Regions from separate parts of the Mus musculus genome. Here all the other regions are linked to region 2. Evidence: chromatin loops called from intact Hi-C (ENCODE). Cell type or tissue: left cerebral cortex. All regions are shown on one strand.

The links. Hi-C counts contacts between places; a loop is a spot of excess contacts. Peaks named below come from ENCODE experiments on the same cell type or tissue, not always from the same donor. Only the 100,000 strongest peaks of a DNase experiment are listed, where the experiment ranks them.
Region 1: a loop joins it to region 2, with 18 times the contacts of the local background. A loop is called at or near these places in 3 of 42 quality-filtered maps.
Region 3: it touches region 2 in a loop (3-fold over the local background); 3 of 42 quality-filtered maps call a loop at or near these places.

What each region holds. Positions count from the first base shown.
Region 1 is chr4:70,256,698-70,264,697 of GRCm38, forward strand. It overlaps Cdk5rap2 (CDK5 regulatory subunit associated protein 2), which reads right to left. Exons shown (of 37, transcript NM_145990.4): 25 at 7,794-8,000; 26 at 638-686. Among named protein-coding and RNA genes, the nearest start is that of Cdk5rap2, 150 kb to the right of the region's middle. In left cerebral cortex, a CTCF peak has its summit at 3,136 (motif pointing right); DNase peaks (open chromatin) are centred at 415, 581, 1,736, 2,311 and 4 more places; H3K27ac peaks cover 2,841 bases.
Region 2 is chr4:70,182,886-70,190,885 of GRCm38, forward strand. No RefSeq gene overlaps it. Among named protein-coding and RNA genes, the nearest start is that of Cdk5rap2, 220 kb to the right of the region's middle. In left cerebral cortex, no CTCF peak of the experiment used is centred here; DNase peaks (open chromatin) are centred at 3,305 and 3,830; H3K27ac peaks cover 1,476 bases.
Region 3 is chr4:70,032,387-70,040,386 of GRCm38, forward strand. No RefSeq gene overlaps it. Among named protein-coding and RNA genes, the nearest start is that of Cdk5rap2, 370 kb to the right of the region's middle. In left cerebral cortex, a CTCF peak has its summit at 3,863; DNase peaks (open chromatin) are centred at 358, 591, 826, 3,732 and 2 more places; H3K27ac peaks cover 379 bases.

The DNA of each region.
Region 1 (8,000 bases), 74 kb after region 2:
TGCCTTGTGGCCTTAGAAGCAACAAGGGTAATTTCCAGTTGGTGCTAGATATAGCTGTCTTTGAAGAGGGGTGAGCCAAATGGGAAAGTAGTGCAAACCACAGTTAAGTGCCTCATGTAACTATGTCAAGTGACAGGGCAAGAACAGCTGATCTTGAAACAGAGAGAAACATGGTGTTGGCGAGATGTGTGGTCATTTCTGCTCCAAGGAATGGCTTTCCTACTGCTCGGTGGCAGAGTACCGAGCTATGCAGAGCCGTAGTCAGGAGAATAAGGAGCCATGGGGGAGGAAGAAGGTAGGAGGTTGAAGGAAAGGGAAATAAAACAAATCAGCTGACATGTGTAAGTGCCAGGCTTAGGACAGTGGAACCATCAGTCACCTACAGGAAGATCTGCTTGCAGTCACTGACAGAAATACCACACACAAGTCACCTGAGCCTGAGGTGAAGCTGCAGGATCTACAGTGGTGCATGCTGCTTGTTTGGTGTGTGGCCACGGTTGGTCCTGTGGGTATTGGTGCCTTGTTTACAAGAAGCAGCAACGTTACAGAAAGAAAGGGAGCTTTAAGTTAAAAGGACTTGCAGGAAATCCGAGGGTGGACAGTCCTGGGGTTTTCTTAGCAGCTGCTACACACTCACCCCTTGAGCAGTTCATTCTGGGGATGTGGTTCCACTCTGGCTGATTTTCCTGGAAGCAGAGAGAACATCAGAGGATGAAAACAGTTTTCAAAACGGTTTGCTGGCACTTCCTTGTCCAGGTATTTGCAGAGCCATGGACCTGTCAGTTTCAGCTGAGTTTACTCATACTAGCTCCTCAGGAACTGGGTCCAGATAACTGGACTCAACTTAGGAAGCGGCCACAACGGTCTCTCTGAATGCTGCTCCTTCCACTCTCTAAACACGGTAACAGCAGGGCCTAGCTGCAAAGGCCTGTCATCCTAGCTATTTAGGAGACCAAGGCAGGAGGGTCCTAAATTCAAGTTGGTTCAAGCAACTTAGTAAGACTGTTTCATAATAATAATAATAATAATAATAATAAAAAGCACAAGATATGCTACTAGATCTAAGGAAACAGCTTAGTCAGTAAAGTGCCATACAAGCGTTAGGACCAGAGTTTGCTCCCTAGCACCTACTAATATATATTTGTATGTATATGTGTGTGTGTGTGTGCATATATATATATATGTATATATATATACATATATATATATATATACATATATATATATATATGCAGCAGCTTATGTCTAGAATTCCAGCCCTGGAGAGAGGGAGACAGAAGATCCCCAGGCCGTCTTCTTGGACAGGCAGTCTAGAAAAACCAGTCATCTCCAAGTTGAATGATACGGAAGATAGGGAAGACATGTAACATCAACCTCTGTCCTCTACTCCAGCAGCCCCTACCTTACACTTACACATACATACACACACACACACGCGCGCGCGCGCACACACACGCACCTGCACAAACACATGTATACACACATGAGCAGGTACATACACAGATACAAAATTTTTATAGGAGGGCTAGAGAGCGACTGTAGTGGTGCACAGGTTAGTGGTACGGTACAGCACAGGTGAAGTTCTGGGTTCCATCCCTAGTACCATAGAACATAACACAAATATCCTGTGGCACTAGAAAAATATATGCTCACCATGGGGAGTGAGCAATAGAATTATAAAGCCTCCTCTTCCCGCCCCTCCCCCGAGCTGGCACGCTCTTGAACTGCCTTCTGTTCTCTCCTCCAGGCATGTGGGCAGAGATGATGCTGACTTCATTTTTGCACAACCCATTTTAGTATATGCATTTCTCCTACTAAGTTTGCTTTAGAGACCTCCATTGTGAAGATCATGCTAACATTCTATGGCAGGAACACGTGGACTGTATCTTGCAGTTCCCTAGTGGGTATTTAGGTCATCTCCAAATTTTCATTTTAGTAAATAAATGACACAAATATATCTGTGCACACGGCTTTATCTGCATTTAAATTATTTCCCTAGGAAAGACGCTCAGAACTGGGATTAGTGGGGAAAGCAGTATTGAAAAGTGCAGTTGAGTGCAGTTGAAAAGGCCACTGTCGACAGCAGGGGAAATGACTAACAGAAACAACAAAAGAAAACAAAAATAAAGCACAGGATGCTGTTGGGAGAAAGACGCTGTGCTCTGTTCTTGCGTGTCATCGTTTGAAAGGATGCACAGGCCCAGATTTCAAAGCAACTAACAACTTTATTTTAAAAATACTTCAAAACTCTGGAAATTGCAGACCAGGATGAGCTCTTTGAAGAAACTGATGCATGGCTAAAGAAGAAGATAAAAAAGCCCTTCTTTCGTTGCCTTGAAAAAGGAGACTATAATTAGACTGTCCCCACAGTGCTCTAAACTCCCAAAGGAAAAGTCCCAAAACATCCCCGGTAAGGAAAAAGAACACCAGAGCGAGTGGGTTTGTTTCTCATCGGGATTCAGCTTACAGTTCTCACAGGGGGGCCTGCGTGGCAGGCAGGCTCCATCTCTACCCCGGCAGGTCACCACATACCTGCTACTGTACAGCACTGTTACCCTCAGAAAAAAAGACGCATGGACCCAGTGTGGAGGCAGCAGCCCTGAGCACAATGACTTTAGAATGGACTCTCCGCCTTGGGTTCACTATAATCCTACAGTACCAACACTTGCTTCCACTTTACAGCAGGAAGGGCAAGCCCGAGGCTCTGCGCTCTATTCTCACCTTACTGCAGGCTACAGCTCAGAAGCGAGCAGGGTCATGGCAGGTACAGTCAACACTCTATGCCTGGATTTTCTTGGTCATATCTTTCCCATACTAGGGAGACTCTGTGGCTTCCAGAGGTTGGCTGTCGACCAGCCTGGTAGATGCTCTCACGTCTCTAGTGCGTGTCTATGTGTGACTTCTGTACAACTCGTCAAAAGGAGGAAGTCATAGTGACTAAGCCAGATCTCAAAGCCCCAGAGTGAAGGATGGTCCCTAATGGGTCAGGCACCTATCTTCTGAAGGAACAGCCTAGTTGGCACTGGGGCTGCTCACCAGCCTTCAGCTGATGAAAAGCCTCCAACCTCAGACCTCAAGACAGGCCACCAGCCAAGCCTTGCCACCAGCTAGAAGCTACATAAGTACCGCCAAGCAAACACAAGATGGCAGCCTGCTCCATGGGGATCACTGTACACTGAGAGTCATTTCCTTCAGGCACATAGCAGATGTCTTTGGTCTGGGATAGCTGTAAGCATCCTGAGCCTCCCAATCATGAGTACATCTTAAAACCATCAAAGATCTGGACTCATGCCCACAGAAGCAAGTGTCTCAGTGCCACCAACAGAGTGAGCTCTCTCACTGTTAAATAAAAGATCTTTTGAGTAGCTTGTATTACATCCATCCATTCCTCTATCACAATAGGGTCCTTTTAAAGTGAAGTGACAAATGGCCGTCATTTGGGGATTCATGAGGGGATCGTAACCACTGATAAACTGAGTTTCTTGGTGGAAACTGCCTCCACATAGGTGGCAGGAGACCATCTGTCAGCTATGGCAGGAGCTTGGGATGCACAGCATGAAAGCACTGTTTCCAGCTCTCTGGCAAACCTAAGAACTGTGAGCTCATGCAGTGAGGGAGTATCATGTTTTAAAACAGACATCAAAAAAAAAAAAAAAAAAAAAAAAAAAACCCAGCTTTCCCTTTCTTGGGTGACAAACAAGAAGACCACAGTGAGAATGTGACTTGTGAATGGCTAACCAGACTGTCGCTTGCTGCTCTTCAGAAGCCTCTTTTGGCACACAATTTCTCACCACGACTCGACATGATCCCCGTACTCAAACCCAAGTTCCTGGTGTCTCCAACTCCAGGCCATTCTTCTTCTCTCCTTTCGACCACGGCTCCTCTCAGGAGCCTGGCACACACCGAGGATAGAAGGGTGGATGCAGAGCTGTCCGGTCTGTCCTCGGTGAGCTCACCTCCAAGGAGACAGTTACAGGGTGTGGGGATGAGGGACAGTGTGGTAGCGGTGAAGGCAAACACAGTCCAGTATCAGCCAGAGGGGAAATTAGAGGTGGGGGATGGAGGGAGCTTTGTGCCTCTCCCCTCCGCCCCAAGGTTCATTTGTTTGCTTTTAAGGCAAAAATCTTCTATGTATCCCAAGCCAGCCATACACCCACAATCTTCTTCCTCAGCCCTGCTTGGGATGATAAACCTGTGCTACCATGCCAGGCATCTGGGCTTCATCTCTGAAGCAAAAACCATTCTATACAGAGGAGGTGATTCCATGGTGACAGGAGTCAGACCCTTTGTTTAACAGCCTGGGACACTGTTATCATCCATCCCTCCTCTCCTCTCCCCTCCCCTCCCCTCCCCTCCCCTCTCCTCCTCTCCCCTCCCCTCCCCTCCCCTCCCCTCCCCTCCCTCCTTCCCTTCCTCCCTTTTGTCTGAAGTTTTCCCTCTTCTCCCAGTCCTTCCCTTCATGGATCTCCCCTCTACCCTACCTCCCAATCCTCTCTTCCTCGATTTCTCTTCAGAAAAGGGCAGACCTCTCATGGATACCAACCATGGCAATATCAAGTTACAGACAGACCAGGTACCTCTTGCAATGCTTGCTGTCACTTCCCAAATGCTGTATGTTTCCAAGGGCAACACGAGACACTTAAAATAAGCTCACTTAATCCTTACAAACAACTCTGCTAAGGTAGGTGCTGCTACTTCCATAGAAGACATATGACCTTTGAAGTCGAATGACCCATAAACCAGGGTATTAACTCCAATATCTGACTCCAAAGGCCACTCTAGCTTCCCTCTGATAGCCTATACCACAAAGTCAGACTGACATGTGTGAGTTGCAGATAACCCAGAGTGAAGTACAGGAACAAGCTCTCTCTTCTATGGGGTGAACAGAGAGAGCTTTGAGAGGAGCGATACAATTTCTATAGAGAGTGAGTACAGCCTGGGTAGAAAGGCACTGGTCTGAGCAGTCAGAGAACGGGAAACGTGACAGGAACCTTTGGTCTCCACATCCAGCCTGACTCGAATGAGACAGGGACACAGATATCGAAGTGGTCTGAACCGGCTGTGAAAGAAAACCTCCAATTCGGACTCTGCCATCTCCTGTGTGACCTCTCATGCTCCTCACATGTATAGTTCCTCCTGTGCTGAGAATACAGCAAACATACAGTGAACGCCACCTTCCACATCCCTGCACTGGTTTTTCCATCACACCAGGGAAAGTCTTGAGAAGGAATGAGGAAAAGTGTCAAGGCAAAGGATCCTTAGTGACTGGCTTCTATTTAAGAGGCTAAACCTTGACAGCCATACCGAGTTCACTGAAGGGCTATCTCGGAATTGTCTCTGCAGCAATTCTAGCACTCTGCTCAATTACTGCATTCCTCATACCAGCGTGTCTCTGAAGACACCATGATGGGCTATGCTGGGAAACCCGACTGCAACTCCAGCTACAGATCTACTCCGTGTCTGAGTCTGTGGAAGATCTAAACGCTACAGACCTTCACTCTAGGAAAGTGAATGCTCCACAGCATCTTCCCAGTCCAGACCCCTCATGGGACCCTAAGTTTCCAGCTCTGCCCTTAGCAAGTGTCAAGAAAGCGCATTACTACCTACCCTACCCTGCGGCTTAGATTCTGCCAACCGAATGCTGTGACAGAAATAGCAAGGATGCACTGAGATTCCAAGTCAGTGTTCTTTACAACGGTCCCCAAATGGACACAACCTAAGCGTCCATCCCTTGGGAATCATCAAATAAGGCAAGGGACATTTATATAGAAAATGTTCTGCAGCCACTAAAGCTTAATGTGTGTTATCAATCACTGAGCAAAGGGAAAGGTTGCAAAGAGTCCTGTTGCTATATAAAAAAAAAAACCCACATTTCTAAAGGGTCCAGGCACAGAAACTCGGAGACTGCCCATGCACGGCTACACAAATGATACAATCAGGGTAGTGTCTGCCTAGCTATCATTCCACAGGAAACATGCTTGGTATTACTTTTTAAGGTCTATATTTAAATGTTTGACAACCTTTGCCATACACCTACTTTACATGCCAATTACTTTATTGTAAATCCAGATCATAATGCAAGAGCCAGACTCCTACCATGGAATCCAAGAAATATCAGTCTCTGTGCCTCTTTTTCTTCCCTGCATAGGGAGGAAGCTGCAGTGAGGTTCCTGTGGCCTTTGTACCTCGAAGAAAGTGAGGTTCTACACGTGCCATCTGCTAGCTCTGAATGTTCCTACCTCCAGAGGAAACAACAAGCGGGATGTTTGTCAGATTCTGGCTGAGAGCGAAGACATTGAGCAGCCAGCTGAAGAGGGAGAGGAGCTGGTGCCAGAGGCAACTTTCCCCTCACCTCCCTGGCCAAGGCCAGGGCCAGGACCAGCTGAAGAAAACACAACAAAGCATTATGGGCTTGGTCAATCCAGTTTTATCTGTCTGACACCCACTTCCTTCTGCACTAGTAAGTGAAAGTGAGCTTATTTAGACCGCATGGTCCAGAGAGAACAGCCTTTATCAAGCTGCATATAGGCCAGTGCTCCTATACCCTGATCCTCAGGGCTCTTAGGGAACAAATGCCAGGAAGCCAGTCTATGACAGGTCTCTAGGAAAACCACTAATGGCTATCAGATGGGGGAACTACCCTGTGTTTATCCTGGAATTAAACTGTACATACAGGGACCAAGGTGAACTATCGGTTCTCTGTGAGTGGAGGCAAAAGAACAGTTAAATCTGGCATTACCAAGTGCCCTGTGTCTCTAGGAAACTTACTGCTTTGATTAAGGCCAGGTTCCTAACCTGCAAAGCACACAGATCTGAGGGTTTAGCCTCAATTTACCATTAACACATCTGACCAAAAGTACTTGGTCATGAGAACCACATGTCACTCATAAAGCCAAGTCCTAACAAAACCAAGAATGGTGGTTTGAATCAGAATGGCCCCCAGAGGACCAAATATTTGAATACTTAGCCAAAAGGAAGTAGTACTATTTGAGAGCATTATAAGGATTAAGAGGTGTGGATGTGTTGGAGGAAGTGTGTCACTGGGAGAGGACTTTGAGGTTCAAAGGCCTACGCCAGGCCAGTGTCGTACTCCCCAACCCCTACAAATAAGGTAGGTCTCAGCTACTGTTTGTACTCTGCCATTTTCCCCACCATGATGACAATGGACAAAACCTCTGAAATTGTAAACAAACTCCAAATAAATGCTTCCTTTTTCACAAGAGCTGCCTTGGTCATGGTGTCTCTTTAAAGCAACACAACAGTGACTATGACACTGAGTTATTGTCCAATTCCAAGAGCACTGTGATGCTCCAACCAAGTAATGTCTACAATATCAAGAATACAAACAGATCTAGCGGGAACAGACTTATGCGAAGAGATGAGTTGTAAAACCCCAGCATGGCCATGCATTCTCAACACAACCACAGAGAAGGTACTTCCTCTGGTGGACCACTCTACATACCATAAAACTGGACTCACTCACTCACTAACTCACTAGCTTCCTGACTATGAAAACCAAGAAAAATGGAGGAGCGGGGACAGTGATGTCGGTGAGTGACAGGACTGTTGCTGTCTTATGACAGAGATTGTCCAGGAGCACTTACCTAATAGGAGGGCTGAGAAAAACAAGGGGGAACAAGAGAAGCAAAGCGCAGGACTGTGAAGTAGAAGGCTGTTTCGGCTTAATGGCAGAACAGCCAGGTTTGTGTGTACAGCAAAGCCAACGAATCAAACCTGCTGGTGCCCACACCGAAGGAGCCGGAGAGTCACAGTGAGGGCCTCTACCTACGTACCATGGAGAAACAGCCTCTCCAGTTGCTCTAGCAGTCCAGCACACTGTGTCAGCTGCTCCCGGAAGCCCTCGGCCACGCAACTGTCCACATCACTGGCCTGCAGAAGCTCCTCAAACGCCTTGATCATGGTGCTCATGTGTTGACGGTAAATGACACAGATGCCATGGCTATCCTTAATTTGCTGTCGCTGAAGGGAGAGCTCCCTCG
Region 2 (8,000 bases):
GTCAGGTGCAAGTCATACGACTTAGCTGCAGTCCCTGGCGCCTTTGGGACTGCCGCCACACCCGCTCCCCACATTCCCCTTTTTCACAGAGGCATTTTTTTAATCTTCCTTCCCACTTGATGGTCATTACTATCTCCAGGCAGCTAACAAGGAAGAGTCCATTCTCTATTTCTGTCTTAGGGTTTCTATTGCTGTGAAGAGACACAATGACCACAGCAGCTCTTACAAAGGAAAACATTTAATTGGGGCTGGCTTGCAATTTCAGAGGTTTAGTCCATTATTAATTGTTATAGAAGAAGTATGGTGGTGTATAGGCAGGCATGGTGCTGAAGAAGGAGCTGAGAGTTCTACATCTGGATCAGCAGGCAGCAGGAAGAGAATGCCATACTGGGCCTGGCTTGAGTATCTGAGCCCTCAATACCACCCCACTCCTTGTGACACACTTCCTCCAACAAGACCACACCTCCTCACTCCCTATGAGCCTATGGGGACAGTTTCTTTCAAACCACCACACCCTCCTGATCTATTCCAAAACACTCTCTCTCCCCTCATCCATAGAATGGCCAAGTGATTTGAAGATCTTATAATTATCCATACACCCACAGCTCTTCCCTCTTTCTCCCACACATTATAGCTCAAGCTCTCGTTCCACCTACAGTCTCCTCCAGCAAGTCTCAGCTGGTCTCAATGAACCTGATCTACTTTCTGTTGCCATCATAAAATATCCTAAGAAAAATCAATATAGGAGAAGAAAGGGTTTATTTAGTTAATAATTATAGGTTACAGTCCATTGTGGCAGGAAAGTCCTGGAAGCCAGAATTTGAGACAGCTGGTCACATCACATACAGTGTTGAAGGTAGAGAAAAGGAATGTACACATGCTGACAACTTGCTTTCTTGTTTTGTTTATACTTACCTAGCAGTCTTTACTCTTACATAGTTTAGAGCCCCCAGCCTAGGGAAATGGTGCTTCCCACAGGGCCAGGGTCTTCCTATGTCAATGAGCAATTAGACACATGCACCAGACACACACATAGGCCAACCATATAGAGATAGGTCATCTATAATGATAGTTCATCAATAAAGATAGTCTCTTCTCAGGGGAGATTCTAAATTGTGTAAAGGAGACACGTAGAAACTGACAACAGATGCACACAAAGGCTAATATCCAGACATTATAATATTATGTATATAATATTATGATAATCAATTATTCCTAATAACCAAAATGGTTCCTTAAAAAATATGAACCAGAGACATGTGCATATGGACACAAACTATTTTTTGCATAGTCTTACCCTTCTACAGCGTAGGTTTTCTCAAAAGCAAACTAGATATGATATCTCAGCGTGGCCTAGCTCAGTAGATGGCTACTGAGATGTAAAGAGGTAGGGAAACTTTGGACTTAAGTATGTGACTTCGGAGTATGCAGCTTGGCAATCTGCTGTATCTTGTGTCACAGAGACACAGTAATGGACAATGGCTAAGCCATCAGAGACAAGCAGTGACAGGACCAAACTTGGGATTTTAACTTCCAATCGTGCTGACTATTGAAAGTTCTTGGATACCCATAAGGATCCCTTTGTTAGCTAAGGAGCCTGATGCATGAGGGTCAAAGCTCTGGTGAGCTAGGTCCAGGGTAGAGACAAGGAAATGGCAGGACTCTAGACCTATTTGGAGTTCAGGAAGAGCTTTGTGGAAGAGGAGACATCTAGTTGGAATCTGACAACTAATGTGAGTTGACCAATAAAAAGATCATGAGCACAGGTGGGAGCTACCTCCGATCCATGGTGGCAGGGGTATAAATGAGAGGAAGAGAAAAATGCCACAGGGAGGGAGAGCATGAAGCTTCCAACTCAGCCCCATGGAAAGCCTCCAGATAATGAGTAGGGTGCAAAAGTGGGGCAGTTGGAGACATTAGAGAAAGGGAGAAGGTACAGCTGGGATGGGGCAGTCATTTCAGCTCACATGCTCCCCAGTTGTATGCCCAAATAGCTTGTCCTGGCCTCCCCATCAAGGCATGCTCTTTGTCCAGCCACTCATAAGCTATGTACCTGCTCCCTGATGGCAAACATTGTGAGCCCTGAGCAGGCTGGAGAGACTGCCATTCCTACTTCAGGGAGATCTGAAGTGAGGCATCACACTGGATCACAGGAGGCTTGCGGAGTGTGCAGTAGAGGACTGGGGATATGAAAAACTGCGTTAAAAAGACATGGTTTCTCATCATTCCTGAAACACCAGGAGGAATGGGTTAGGTGTCAGGAAAGAAAGCTGAAAGAGGACAGAGCAGAGTAGGGAAGCAAGAAAGGGGGTCATTGAAGCAGCTCCGAAAGAAAGGCAGCCAGGTAGAGAAGATGAAGGTAAGAGGGAACACTCCAGTAATTCTGGAGGTCCAGAGGTCCTGCAAATAAGAATGTGTGGATAGGTGTTTGGGAGGGAAGAGTCAAAGTAGATGAAAATTGCCTTAGTGGCAGAGCCTACCCTTGGCCCCTGACCTGGGTGCTTATATATTCCCTCCTTACCAAGAGCCAACAAAGGAAATGTTTCCATGGTTCCTATTTTCCAGAGTAAGCTGAGACCTGGAGAGTATAAATTACATACCCAAAGCACTCAACAGAATGCAGGGAGGAGAGAAGAGCTGCCTTCAAGCACAGAGCCCAGTGGTTAAGGACTTAGGTACTTGTGGCCCTAAGGGCTTTACCTTACCTTACTAGGCTCAGCTGGGTGTACGGTCCCCCAACTGTATTTGGGCAAACAAAACCTGGTAACTCTTGTCTCTATAATTCTGCAGTTAGATGTGTTTTGACAACTGATGTCTCTTCTCCCCTTGTCTTGCCTATAAAGTGAAGGATGCCATTCAGCACAGCTGGGAGGAGCTATGCTCCAAACCCAAAAGAAATCTCTTTCAGCCTCTCTCAGAATTCAGTATGCCTCCTCAACAAGGTGTTGTCTATCCTTTTGCATCTTACTTAAGCTGTTCGTGAACTCAAGGGAAAGAATAACCTGGATCATCCAGTCCTGTGAGTCTCTCATTACCTAGTGACAGAGAACAGATGAGACTTTCTATGGAATGTGGATGACTTCTTTGTGTCCATCTATAGGAACATTCTCATATGCATCTTAAGCTGCTATACTTGGCTACTTCTCACCCCAATTTCTTTACCTTCCCCCCCCAAATTAAAATGTGTATATACTACTTGAAATTCCATCCTTCCATGGGAACATTTTGGTGAGCATAGCTCCAGATGGGCATGGGACAAAAAGGATCCTTTTCTAAAAGTGAGAGCCTATAATTGACTCAACTACATAGCGTGAAGAGCTCTTCCTGCCAATGACTCTTAGTCCTGTGACTCACTGTTCCATAATGGGGGTGACCGTCACTTCTTTAGACATATCCCCACTTCATGCATTCAGGGTCTTTTTCAGAATTATAATTATAAAACAAGCAGCTGGAGAATCCCTAGTGTGATCATTTTTTTTTCAGTTGGTGTGATACTGTGTTCACAAAGATTCTTCGAAACAGTTTCTTACTTTTTTCCTTAGTCTGGCAATACCCTTTTAATATTCTGTAAGTGATTAGCAAATCTTTGGAGAGACAAAAACATGTTTATAAAACAAAACAGATGCTTTAAATGTATGTTTATCAAAATAATGGGATGCTTCTTCACCATAGAAAGGAATGAAGTTCCCATATATGATGTAACATGGGTCAATGTAGAAAGCATGCTATGATCTAGGATCTAGCATCACCTTGGAGACAAATCTCTGGGCATGTCAGTAAGAAGCTTACAGATTGCATTAATTGAAGTGGGAAGACACATCCTAAATGTGGGCGGTACCATCTCATGAGCTAATGTCCCAGACTGTATAAAAAGCTGAGTGCTAGCATTCATCCCGCTCAGCCTCCTGGCCGCAACTGCAATGCAATCAGCTGCCTCACCCTCTTGCCTCTATGACTTCTCTGCGATTATGCACTATACCCTTAAACTAAGCCTCTTAAGTTGCTTTTGTTGGGTGTTTTGTTACAGTATCAAGAAAAGTAACTTGTGTACACGAAATAGGTGCCTCTATTTACCTGAAATGTCCATCACAGGCCACCCTGTCATAGATAGAGTACACTGAGCCATCTTCGGGCTGAGATGTATAAAGCAGGAACTTTGAAGGGTGATGACTGAAATGTATTGAGCTTTCTTCTGAGAAGAGAACATTAGATAATTTGGTGTGATGGCTTCCCCGTGTACTATGGACACACACATTTTAGCTCGGTGGGTCATATGGTATAGGAAATATATGCCAATGAAACTGTATGAAGTGGGAGAAGCTCTGCGGGGAAGTCTGGCTTGAAATGACCAATTCTGCTGCCATCCAGGCTCATATTCAGTGCTTTGAGTTGGCCCACCCCAATATGAACTCCATCTACTAGTTGCTGACATGCATGAAGGTTCCTGCTGAACCAAATGACATCACTGAATAGGGCCAGTCCTAGGTATGTCATTCAGCCCCCAGTTTTGAACTGCTACAGCATAAAGCCAGCTTGCCTTGAGAGTAGACTGGAGGGGGGTGTGTGGTGGGGAATAATGGTGCCACCTTCAGGCTATAGGCACAAAGGTAAGGATGGGCAAACGTCAGGGAAGCAAACATTGACAGCAGGGAGGTGTGCAGCAGACTGGAACTCACAGTGAACCTGCCCCTGGATATCTGGTCTTACCACAAGACTACCCTGACTCTGGACAACAATAGGCTATATGAGATGAGTCCCAGCAATGGTCCAGCATTTATGGTGCATCAGAAACTAGAAATCATGAACCAGACCAACAGCTCATTATAATGAATATTTTTATGTAAAGCTGTTTGATCAAAACTAATATGTGTATCTCTCTCTCTCTTTCTCTCTCTCTCTCTCTCTCTCTCTCTCTCTCTCTCTTTCTGTGTGTGTGTGCGCGCGTGTGTGTACTGTGTACCACTCTGCAGTTTCCAATGCCACTACAATGAATGAATATGTGATGAAGAGGTGAAAAATGTAGAGAAACAGAGAGATGCGTTTATGGTGGAGAGAGATGGAACTAGAGACTTGATGGTGATGACAGGTTTGAGAGAAGGCTGAGTGTTACCACTGAGGGGCATGTGGATGTTTGTAGTCTATGCTGCTGCCTGCAGCCATTGATGTGGGCGGCTTGTACGGCCACCTAAGACCATATTGATGTCTATAGTCCATGCTACTAAGGTCATGTCTAGATTCATGGTACTGCTTTGTCTTGGAGCTATGTTGATGTTCATGGCCCATGTTACCAGTGAGGACTTTGCAGATGTCCATGGTTTATGCAGCCACCCAAGGTGATGTTGATGTCTGTGGCCAGTGCTGCTGACTTGGGTCATATTTGGGTCTGTGGTCCTACTGTAAACACAGCCACGTTGATATGTCTTACTTCCACCAGAGTCCATTCTGAGGTCCATGGCACATGCTGATGCCTAAGACCATGTGGATGTCCATGATCCATGCTCTCACTGGCTGTAAAGGGCAAGGAAGTTCCTTTTTCAGTGGCATCAATGATTGCAGACATACAGTTGAGAAAGAGGAACATAGAAGGCTTCTGTGACAACCCCTATCCCTCCAACCCACCTACCCTCCCAAAAGCAATAGCCTAGACAGGAAACTGAGGGACATAACTCTTAAAACTTGTGATAAGGAGGTGAAGTGTAGCTCTCTATAACGGATGGCTTTCTGGCAGGGGCATAGAAAGGGAAAGCATCAGTTTTCTTTAAGTAGCTGGGTACAGGGAGTTTGACCATGCTTCAGTGAGTATATAAGAAACACAAATTGGACTTGTGAGATTTCTCCTCCTCCTCCTCCTCCTCCTCCTCCTCCTTCTTCTTCTTCTTCTTCTTCGACAAAGGAAAGACACACGTATGGGCGCAGAACTGGAAGGATTGGAAAGTGAGTGATATTGGGGTGCATGATGTAAAAATCCTGAATAATGAATAAAAGTATTATGAAGGGGGAAACTGTTGTAAAGAAATATAATAACTACAAACCAATGCCCAGGAACCTGACAGGAGTCAAAGGGCCAGTTAAAGACAGTGAGAGAATGAGGGACATTTCAGGGCCCCATCAAAGGTTTGAAAGCATAGGCAATATTCCCAGCCCCATCTTCTACAGTATGTGATTCCCACAGCTCTAAAATGAGACCATAAAGCAGGTGGCACCTTCTCCAGGGATTATGTTCTCAGCCTTACATGGCCTAGAACTCTGGACATATCTACCTTGTATCATTTTCCTAATAGTCACTAACAAAAGTCCGGAGGTAAGAGGCAGAGCAGATGGAGGACACCAGGAGAACATCACCCTCTAAATCAACATGAGCAAAGCTCATAATTCACAGAGACTGAAGCAGCATGCACAGGGCCTGAATGGGTCTGCAAAAGTCCCCTGTATTTATACTATGGCTTCCAGTTTAGTGGTTTTATGGGTCTCCTGAGTGTTTGAGTGTGCCTTCTCTTGGGCTCTTTTCTTTTTAGTTTGTTTTGTCCAACTTCAATGTGATAGACTTTGTTTTATCTTATTATATTTTATTTTGTTATATTTATATTTGCCCCTTCTTAGAATTGGGAACAAAACACCCATGGAAGGAGTTACAGAGACAAAGTTTGGAGCTGAGACAAAAGGATGGACCATCTAGAGACTGCCATATCCAGGGATCCATCCCATAATCAGCCTCCAAATGCTGACACCATTGCATACACTAGCAAGATTTTGCTGAAAGGACCCAGATATAGCTGTCTCTTGTGAGGCTATGCTGGGGCCTAGCAAACACATAAGTGGATGCTCACAGTCAGCTATTGGAAGGATCACAGGGCCCCCAATAGAGAAGTTAGAGAAAGTACCCAAGGAGCTAAAGGGATCTGCAACCCTATAGGTGGAACAACAATATGAACTAACCAGTAACCCCCAGAGCTCGTGTCTCTAGCTGCATATGTATCAGAAGATGGCCTGGTCGGCCATCATTGGAAAGAAAGGCCCATCGGTCTTGCAAACTTTCAGTACAGAGGAATACCAGGGCCAAGAAGTGGGAGTGGGTGGGTAGGGGAGTGGGGGGAGGGTATGGGTGACTTTTGGGATAGCTTTGGAAATGTAAATGAAGAAAGTACCTAATTAAAAAAAAGAAAAAATGAATGAATGAGAATGAATGAATGAATGAGAATGAATGAATATCTAGCCAGTAGGGTAAAGGTTAACAACTAAACTGTCATTTATATCTGTGTGGAAAGGAAATATCAGTTGTCTCCAGTAGAGTGACACTAGGTATATCAACCACTCCAAGACAGGGTTCATGTTCAGAAATCATTTATCAACATATGATGGGCTCCACTGGGTTTTGTGTGGGTGTGCTTTTATTTGGCTACAATTTAGAGGTTTTGTTTTGTTTTTGTTTTTGTTTTTGTTTTTGTTTTTGTCTTGAGTGGTATTTTATTGTTTCCTTGGTTTTGAGGACTTTGTTGCTGTATTGGGATTTTGTTTGTTTCTTAACGTTGGGGAGGGAGGGAGGGAAAGAGAATCTGGAAGGATTTAAGGGAAGAGAAGAATAAGATCAAAATAATTGAAATTGGAAAATTGTTTTAAATAATTATAAAACAGAAAGCAGGAAAGGAAAAAAGAGAAGAAAACAGTGAAAAGGAGAATAAAGGCTCTTAGAGTTCTGTGCTGGGCAGTGGATATTTGCTATTACATAAGGGCCCTCTACTTGAAAGTGAATATGATTAAATGCCACAAAATTCACAACAACGTGGCTGCTACAATATCTACAATGATCATATGATGCTATCATCAAACCTAAACAACTAGAGAACAAGAAAATGGCAAACAATAGCCACAAGCTGACAGGTCACCCCAGAAGTCCAGGAAGTTGTCACACTCCAAAACTCTGCTTCTCTACTAGGCCTCCACGAAATGAAGGCTCAGTTCCCATTTCCTACCTCTAGGATGCTGAGTAAATGAACTCTGCC
Region 3 (8,000 bases), 150 kb before region 2:
ACTCATAGGTGCTCACCTATTGCAGGTCACCCCTCCTATTTCAGGTTTCCTTTCGTCTTCATGGTCAGTGTGAATTTCTTTCCTTAGATTGACTTTCCAAGGCAAGCGATTTGGGGAATTTTTTTTTTTAAGGCATGCACGTCTATTTGCAGCTCTAAAAGCTGATTTGTATTTATAGGGAGATTATTTTGTGAGATAAAAAAGTTGCTGAAACTACTATAGATAAAATCCATTTATTCTGAGATAAGATCTGTTGGACTTTCTACTACCAAAGTGTGGAAAGCAGGTGGTACTCCAGAAAAATACTCACAGATGGAAATGTATAAATGGTAATTCACCCAAAACAACTGCCACTGTGACTTTTAAAATATGATGCTGGTTTCTTTTTTGGACTAACACATTACATCGCAAATGGTGGAACTCCCCAGAAAATGAACGTTTGGTTAATTAGAGGTTAAACCCCTGGGGAAAGCATGGGTAGAGGAAAGAAGTTTGTTAATCACCATGAAATTTTAATATGTGTCCTCAGTGATTTGAGTGCAGAATCTATTGAAGAAAAGCCATGTGATGTAGCAGGGGACAGCTGTGCTAAGCTAAACCAATCCCACAGAAGGCACAGTCCTCTCCCTAGGTCCCCGTGATTACTCCAATGGATGCCTCAAAGGCTGGTAGAGATCGAATCATCCCTTCCCCAAAGCCACTCAAACGTTTTCTGCTTCTACTAAGTCCACACAGGTTACAATCAAAGTATAAAACAATGTGCCATGCACCTGGAGAGGTTGCTCAGTTAAAGTGCTTACTGTTCTTGAAGAAGACGTGGGCTCTATTCCCAGCAGACACATCAGGCAGCTCACAAGTTCCAGTAACTCCAGTTCCAGGGTATCCAAAATCCACTGTCCTCCGTAGGCACCTTCATGAATGTGATATCCATAAACTCACACAGGCACATGCACGGGCATGTGCCGAGTGTGCATGCATGTGCAGGATGTTCGTGTATATGTGTGTATGTGTGTATATGTGTGTGTGTCTATGTGTCTGTGTGAGTGTACTATGTCAACTTCACAGATGCTAAAATCATCAGATTGGAAGGTACCTTAACCCTTGGGGGTTCCCTGGGCCTAAATCTCCTACCAAAGATCGAGCACAGGCTGGACCTAGCCCCCCTGCACATATGAAGCATATTAGCAGCTTGGTTTTTATGCATGTTTCACAACAACTGGAATAGGGGATGCCCCTGAGTCTGTGGCCTGCCTACCTATGGACCCTGTTCCCCTAAGTACTCTGCCTTGTCTGTCCTCACTGGGAGAGGATGTACCTGGTTGTACAGGCTTGACTTAATGTTAGGGAAGTGGTAGTGTGAGGGGCTAACACCCTGAGGTGGACTCCCCCTTTGCAAAAGAGAAGGGGAGATTAAAACAGGGGGAAGATCTGTGAGAGGGGGGACTGGGAGGAGGTGGGGGTGATATTGGGGTGTAAAGTGAATAAATAAATAAATTTAATAAAAATAAAAGAAAGAAAATGCCTCCATAGGATTAGGTTGTAGGCAAGCCTGAAGAGCATTTTCTTTTTTAGTGACTGCTGGGGGAGGTTCCAGCTCATAGTGTATGGTGCCATTCCTGTGCTGATGGTCTTACGTTCTATAGGAAAACATACTGAGAAAGCCCTGAGGAACAAGTCAGTAATGGCTCTGTGGCCATTGCATCAGCTTCTGCTTCCAAGTTCCTGCACTTAAATTCCTGTCTTGACTTAATTGAATGATGATTGGTGATATCTAAGTATAAGGCAAATAAACCCTGCCCTGCCCAAGTTGCTTTGAGCATGGTGTTTCATCATGGCAACAGTGGCCCTAACTAGGGCACTGGTTAACTCTTCTCATCCTTAAAAGCACTTCTTAATGTCTTTACCACACAGTGAAGACACTCTCCCCCACTCATGCTCCTTTGTGTCTAGTTACTTTCCAGTTGCTGTAATAAAATATCCTGACAAAAGCAACATACTGGAGAACAGAAGTCTTTTTGGAGAGATATAGTCCATAGTAGGGGGAGACCTGGCAGCAGAGGACAAGACTGGGCTGGCTGGTCACACTGTACCCACACCTGGGAAACAGAATATGAACAGGAAGTAAGGCTGAGCTATGAGTCCTCAAGGAATGATCTCAGAGACCCATTACTCCATTGAGGCTTTACCTCCCAAAGGCTCACAACCTTCCCAAGCAGCGTCTGGACTATATGAGGATGAAGTGACCAAGCATGTGAACTTATAGGGAACATTTCATTCAATCCATACTTCTTGATCTGGATGTATTCCACTTTTGAAGGTCCTATCTTACCACAAATCACTTTGCGAGCGACTTAGTTTTACTCAGCCAGAAAGTCCTAAGTGCCTAGGTATAGTAAAAATATTTTAAAATCCTGGCATGGGGTTTCTTCCCACGTTAGACCACTTATGTTCCCAGATGAAACACACACACACACACACACACACACACACACACACACACACACACACAAAACCTTTATATTTTAATATGCCTTAAGCAATACAATAGCTATGCAGCTGCCTACCCTCCATGCTGTTAAAATCTACTTTCCTACTGATAACTCTGAGTTACTACTTATTAATCTCTGTCCTGCTCTTAATTACTATTTGCCAGCCCACATGGCCACTTTTTTGTGTCAGTTTTCCCATTGCAGCTCTTTTTCTCCCTCCCGCACATTCTTTCTATTCTATGGTAGCTTTTTTTTCCGCTCTCCTTCCTCTTCTCCCAAGCCTGGGAACACTAAATGCCACCTATGTCCCTTTTCCCCAGCTATTGGTTGCTGGCATCTTTATTTACCAATCAGAATTAACTGGAGGCAGTATCCCTCAGTGTCTTTCCTGCAGTCTCTCTCATCTTTGGGGCACTTTTGGGGGACCCAAATTATTGTGAGACTACAAGCAGCATTATGCCAACCCCCTATACATAGGGTTCAGTATTAAGTTTGGAGATGGCTCAGTTAAAGTGCTTACTGTTCTTGAAGAAGACCAGGCTCTATTTTCAGCAGACATACCGTGCAGCTCACAACTGTCTATAAACCCAGTTCCAGGATATCCAACATCCACTGCCCTCAGTGCCTAGGGCCCAGCATTAAGTTTGGAATAAAGTAGCTGATCAATAAACACTAGAAAAATGAATGGATAAATAACGCAAGAATAAATGGAGACAAGAAACAGAGCCAAAAACAAGTGGATTACTTTTTCTTCCACAAGACAGTCATGTCCTTCAGAACAATTCTTTATTTTGACTAAATCATAATCTTTCACTTATTCATTAAAAAAATTAAATATTCATATTCGCATTCCAGAATTTGTATGGATAAACTGAACTGAACGTGAAAACAAACTTGGTTCTTGCCTTTATGAACCCACTCTAATGGATAGACAATTGGGCAAAGATTTGTGAAATCATACCCAGGACTTTAGTGGATGCTATCCAGGGACTAATGATGACATCAGAGAATTCTGTTGCCTCTTCTGAGAGAAGAGGCTGCTAGAGGATCTCAAAGCTTTCCTCTAAGTAGCCACCCTTCTTGCTACAAGCTGCTTTACTGGAGCAGTTTTCACTCCTTTCCCCAGGGAAAGCTGCTATAATCTTGCCCTGCCAAGCTTCAGGTGTCTGATATAAAGACAGAATAACCTGAGCCCTCCCTCTGCCCAGCCCTGCCCCTCCTCTCAGAGGCACCATGCCCGGGAGTTGCACTGAGCCAATACCTCTCTTCACACATCTGCTTAGAGCCATCTGTTTTCAGAAAGTCACACCCTTACATGATCCCACTTCCTTAGGACTCAGCATCTTTCCTATAGTGGAAGGTAGCTGCCTCCTTGTGGGTCTTCTAAAGACATACCAGAGTCACTGTTGTTTATGGGGATCCACAGGAAACAAAGGGCAGTGTGAGAGTCATTTCTAAAGTTTCAGCTACAGCAGGGTTTTCAGTTTATCCCTAAAATTCTATTCTTTTTTTCTCTTTCTTTAAAATATGCTTTAAAATGTTTTAGGAATTCAATGTTCTGAATTTTGGGTTTTGTTGGAAGTCATAATTTTAAGACAGTATCACTGTATAGCCCCTTAGTAACTCAAAATTTATTGTGTAGTACTGACTAGCCTTGAACTTACACCAAGCCTCATGCTTTTTGCTTCTTATGCCTGCTTATAGTATTTAGAATCCACACAAATAAAATCCAAAGCAACCACAAACCCTTTTAGGTCCTTTAAAGGACAGGGAGCTGTTGGTACTGCACTACTCTGTAATACTCAAGACAGATAATATTGAAACATTGATAAGAAATTGGAAGCCCTGTGCAGTGTTACTGGGAGTGCTAGTGGGTATGGGAACAGGATACAGGACCCTCCTAACACCTGCTAAGTAATTACCCAAAAGAATGAAAACAGGATCAAGACTGATGGTGTGTATGCAGTTAATCCTAGTGCTCAGGAGGCAGAAGCAGGCAGATCTCTGATCTGAGGTTGAGGTTAGCTTGGTCTAGAGAGAGTTCCAGGACAGCTGAGGATGTTCAGAGAAGGCCTATCTCAAAGATCAAAAATATAATAATAATAATAATAATAATAATAATAATAATAATAATAATAATAGAAAGCAGGACCCAGACTCTTGTTAGCTATGTTTACTGCTGTACTACTTCCAACTGTCATGATATGAAAACAGCCTAAAATGTCTGTCATTCAGATGGATGGACACCAAATGGAAACGTGTACACACACACACACACACACACACACACACACGGTAGAGAGAGACCTCGCACTCCTGAGGGAAGTCTGGGGACACTGCCCACAGGGAACAAACTGATCCCAGAAGAACAGAGATTGCAAGAGTCCATGTCAATGATGTTCCCCATACAGTAGAACTCACAGAAGCAGAGAGTAGCATGGCCGGTGCCAGGGCTGGGGTAGGGGACAGCAAGAGTTGTCAATGTTTAGGCCAAAAGTTTCAGAATGTGAGTACACTGAATACATCTTAGTGATTTGCTTTATGCTATGCCCATGACTAACAATGCTCCCCATGAAAGATGGATGTAATCTCACAGAAGATGTTCTTACCATTATAAAATACAATCAAAAATAAATGTATGAGGTGGGAAAAAACAATGAAAACAAATTTTCTTTTTACAGTGGGGTGATAAAACCTAACACCACGAGTTCCAATTAAGACTTTAAATAAAATAAGAATTGCATGAAATCTGAGATGTTTTCAACTTTAAAAAATTCTGCCAAAAAATTGGAGCCTTGTATGAAAAACATAAATTGTTTTATATTTTTACGAAAGGACTCTTGGCTTTCACAAAATCCTGAAGTTGCAGATGAAAGCCTGCGTTTTACATGTGGGAAAACTGAGGCCTAGAATGGAGAAAAGATATCCCGAGGTCACACAGCCAAGAAAACCCAAAATGTGATGTTCAGCTGTCACACGTGTTTTTCAGGGAACTTGTCACCATCTCTCACTCTCTTGTGATGTCATAGAGGTCTCAAGCCTCAGGACCTGGCTGAGTTGCTGGAGAAACATGCAAGGTACAAGCTGGGTAGGCTGCTCCAACATAGTCTCTGATTCAGAGATATGAGGAGGATCCTGGCAACTGCATTTTAGAAAGACACATTACACCCCAGGAGCATCTTGGAACAGTCCCTTGATGAAGTCTGATATTGGAAGGCTGAGGCTTTGCTGTTGCAGAGTCACTGACAGCTGACCCACCTACCTATATCAGAGCCAAGTTCACCACCTCCCAAGAACATCTACCCATGAGAAATATTTCTCCTGACTACTGTCTCCAAGAAGTTTCTGTATGAATTCCACTTCCTTACCTATGTAAGATCAGTCTCTTGACTTTGCCTGGTTCTACTAAGGTATAGTAGATATTAAGCTAATACTTGTTTCATGAATAGAGAGGGAAGTCACAGAAATATAAACAAATCAAGCACAGATTGTAGATTTTAATGTGCCTGTGCATCTTAGATGAGAGGGCTACAGCAGATGTTCCAACTGACTGTGTAACACTGAATTATGCAAGCTTATCATGACTGGTCTCTCCTTGGCAGTGAACAAATAGAGTTTGCTGGCAAGGTGGCCTCAGGGACTGCTACAGCAGGAGATAAGAAATAAGAGGAAGGAAAGAGTGACTTTAGAAGGTCCAATAACAATACTCAGATGTGGGTAGTTCAGAAGAATCATGGGAGAAATATGAGGCCCACAATTTCGGGAGTGGCTGTCACATGGTCCAACCTGGTTGCATGTGAGAGGTGGTGTGTTTGGGGAGTGTTTAGTAACTGTGAGGTCAGAAGTATCTGCTTATTATCTGAATCTGCCCTCTCCTTCCCTGTGACCCTCTTAGACCAGTAGCTTCATGATACCTTGATCACAGTGATAGTCTACTGCTTCGAAGCAGTACCTTGTGTTCCCTCTGCCTGCATCCCTCCCGATGCACACTCTTCTTACCCAAATTGAGTTCTTTCCTAGATCTTGGCACCGTTTTTTGTGAAACCTTCTCTGATCGCCCTATATAAATGAGATGTCCTCAACACTCTTGCGGTTATTCTATAACCCCCTATATTCTATTTTGCACTTGGCAAAATAAGTAAATCCTCTACTTACTAGACATCACTGTATCCCTGAGTCCCTTACCACCTAGACCATGGGATCTATGAGGGAACCTAGAAAACCTTCCTTTCCAGTTCCTACTCGACAGTGCCTAAAACATGGTAAGCCATCACAAATCCATTTTATTTATATTTATTGAACTAATAAAGGCAAGTTTACTAGGGTGGGTAAAGGATAGTGACTCATTCTCTAAGTTAAAGCAGGTAGTGTAGGAAAGAGAGACAAATCATACAGAAAAGAGTGCTAGAAAGATGCAAACTGGTTGTGAAGGGAGAGTCAAGAATATTCTCGTATATGCTCCTGACTTAATTTTCAGCATTTAGAAGATACAAAAATATATACTTAAGCTGCAAACATTCTTCAAATTAATTGGAGACGTTTTACAAGACTCAGTTTTGGCCACATTCCTGACATAGGTGAGTCCGATTCCTTGTGTGTAGCTTCACACTACTTCCCGGTAATATAAGGGAATGACAGAATCCACCCCAAAGATACTGACCTTGCAGTATAACTAGCTGGGCCAACTGGGAGGTTAATTAATGTACCTACATGATTGGCTTGAGATTTTGCTCTGCTATAGGAGGATATAAGTCTTCTATGATCTTGGTTTTAGAATTAATATGTATGGAGTAGACCTAAACTTGATCAGAAGTTTAGAGTCAAACACTGAGCAAAATAGACTTGAGTGTGTGCGTGCAGATCTTGTGGACATCTCTGAAATCTGGGAGCTAGTCATCATGCAGACTTATTGCAGAGCAAATTTGCCTCATGTGAATGGTCAGTTTTCAAGTTTATGTATAGAGCCTTCAACTTTTCTTCCACATCGCTATGAAGCAATTAAGTCATATTCTTTCTCCTAAGGTTCACATTTTAAAAACAACAGTAGAGGTGGTCATTCCTATGGCCATGCAGCCTTGGGTGGTTCCTCTCAGGTTCTTACTCACCTGAAACCTTTGTCCTATACACTTCTCCCCAGAACGCTATCACCCTGCAGGAAATGTGGAGACATGTGAGAAGATGAAGCTTGGTACTTTCTTCAACCACCCTGCCAATCTCAGCTTTAGCAGGAAGTGAGCACCTGTTTGGTGCTAATGCGTAAATTCTCCAGAGGACTTTTGTCACTGGCCACCAAGGCACACATATCCCTTGATGTTTCAGATACTGGAAAAAGAAACATGCCCTTACTTTCACTATGCCATTCCAAGATCCTGACCCACAAAGTCTGTTGGCGCAATAATGTGATTCATACACTCCCTCAATCTTTGCAGTAATCTGTTAGAGGAAATAGTATCTGGGGCAGTAATCAATGGTTTTGTAGGTTTCTTCTTTCCCATGACAGCCATCACTAAG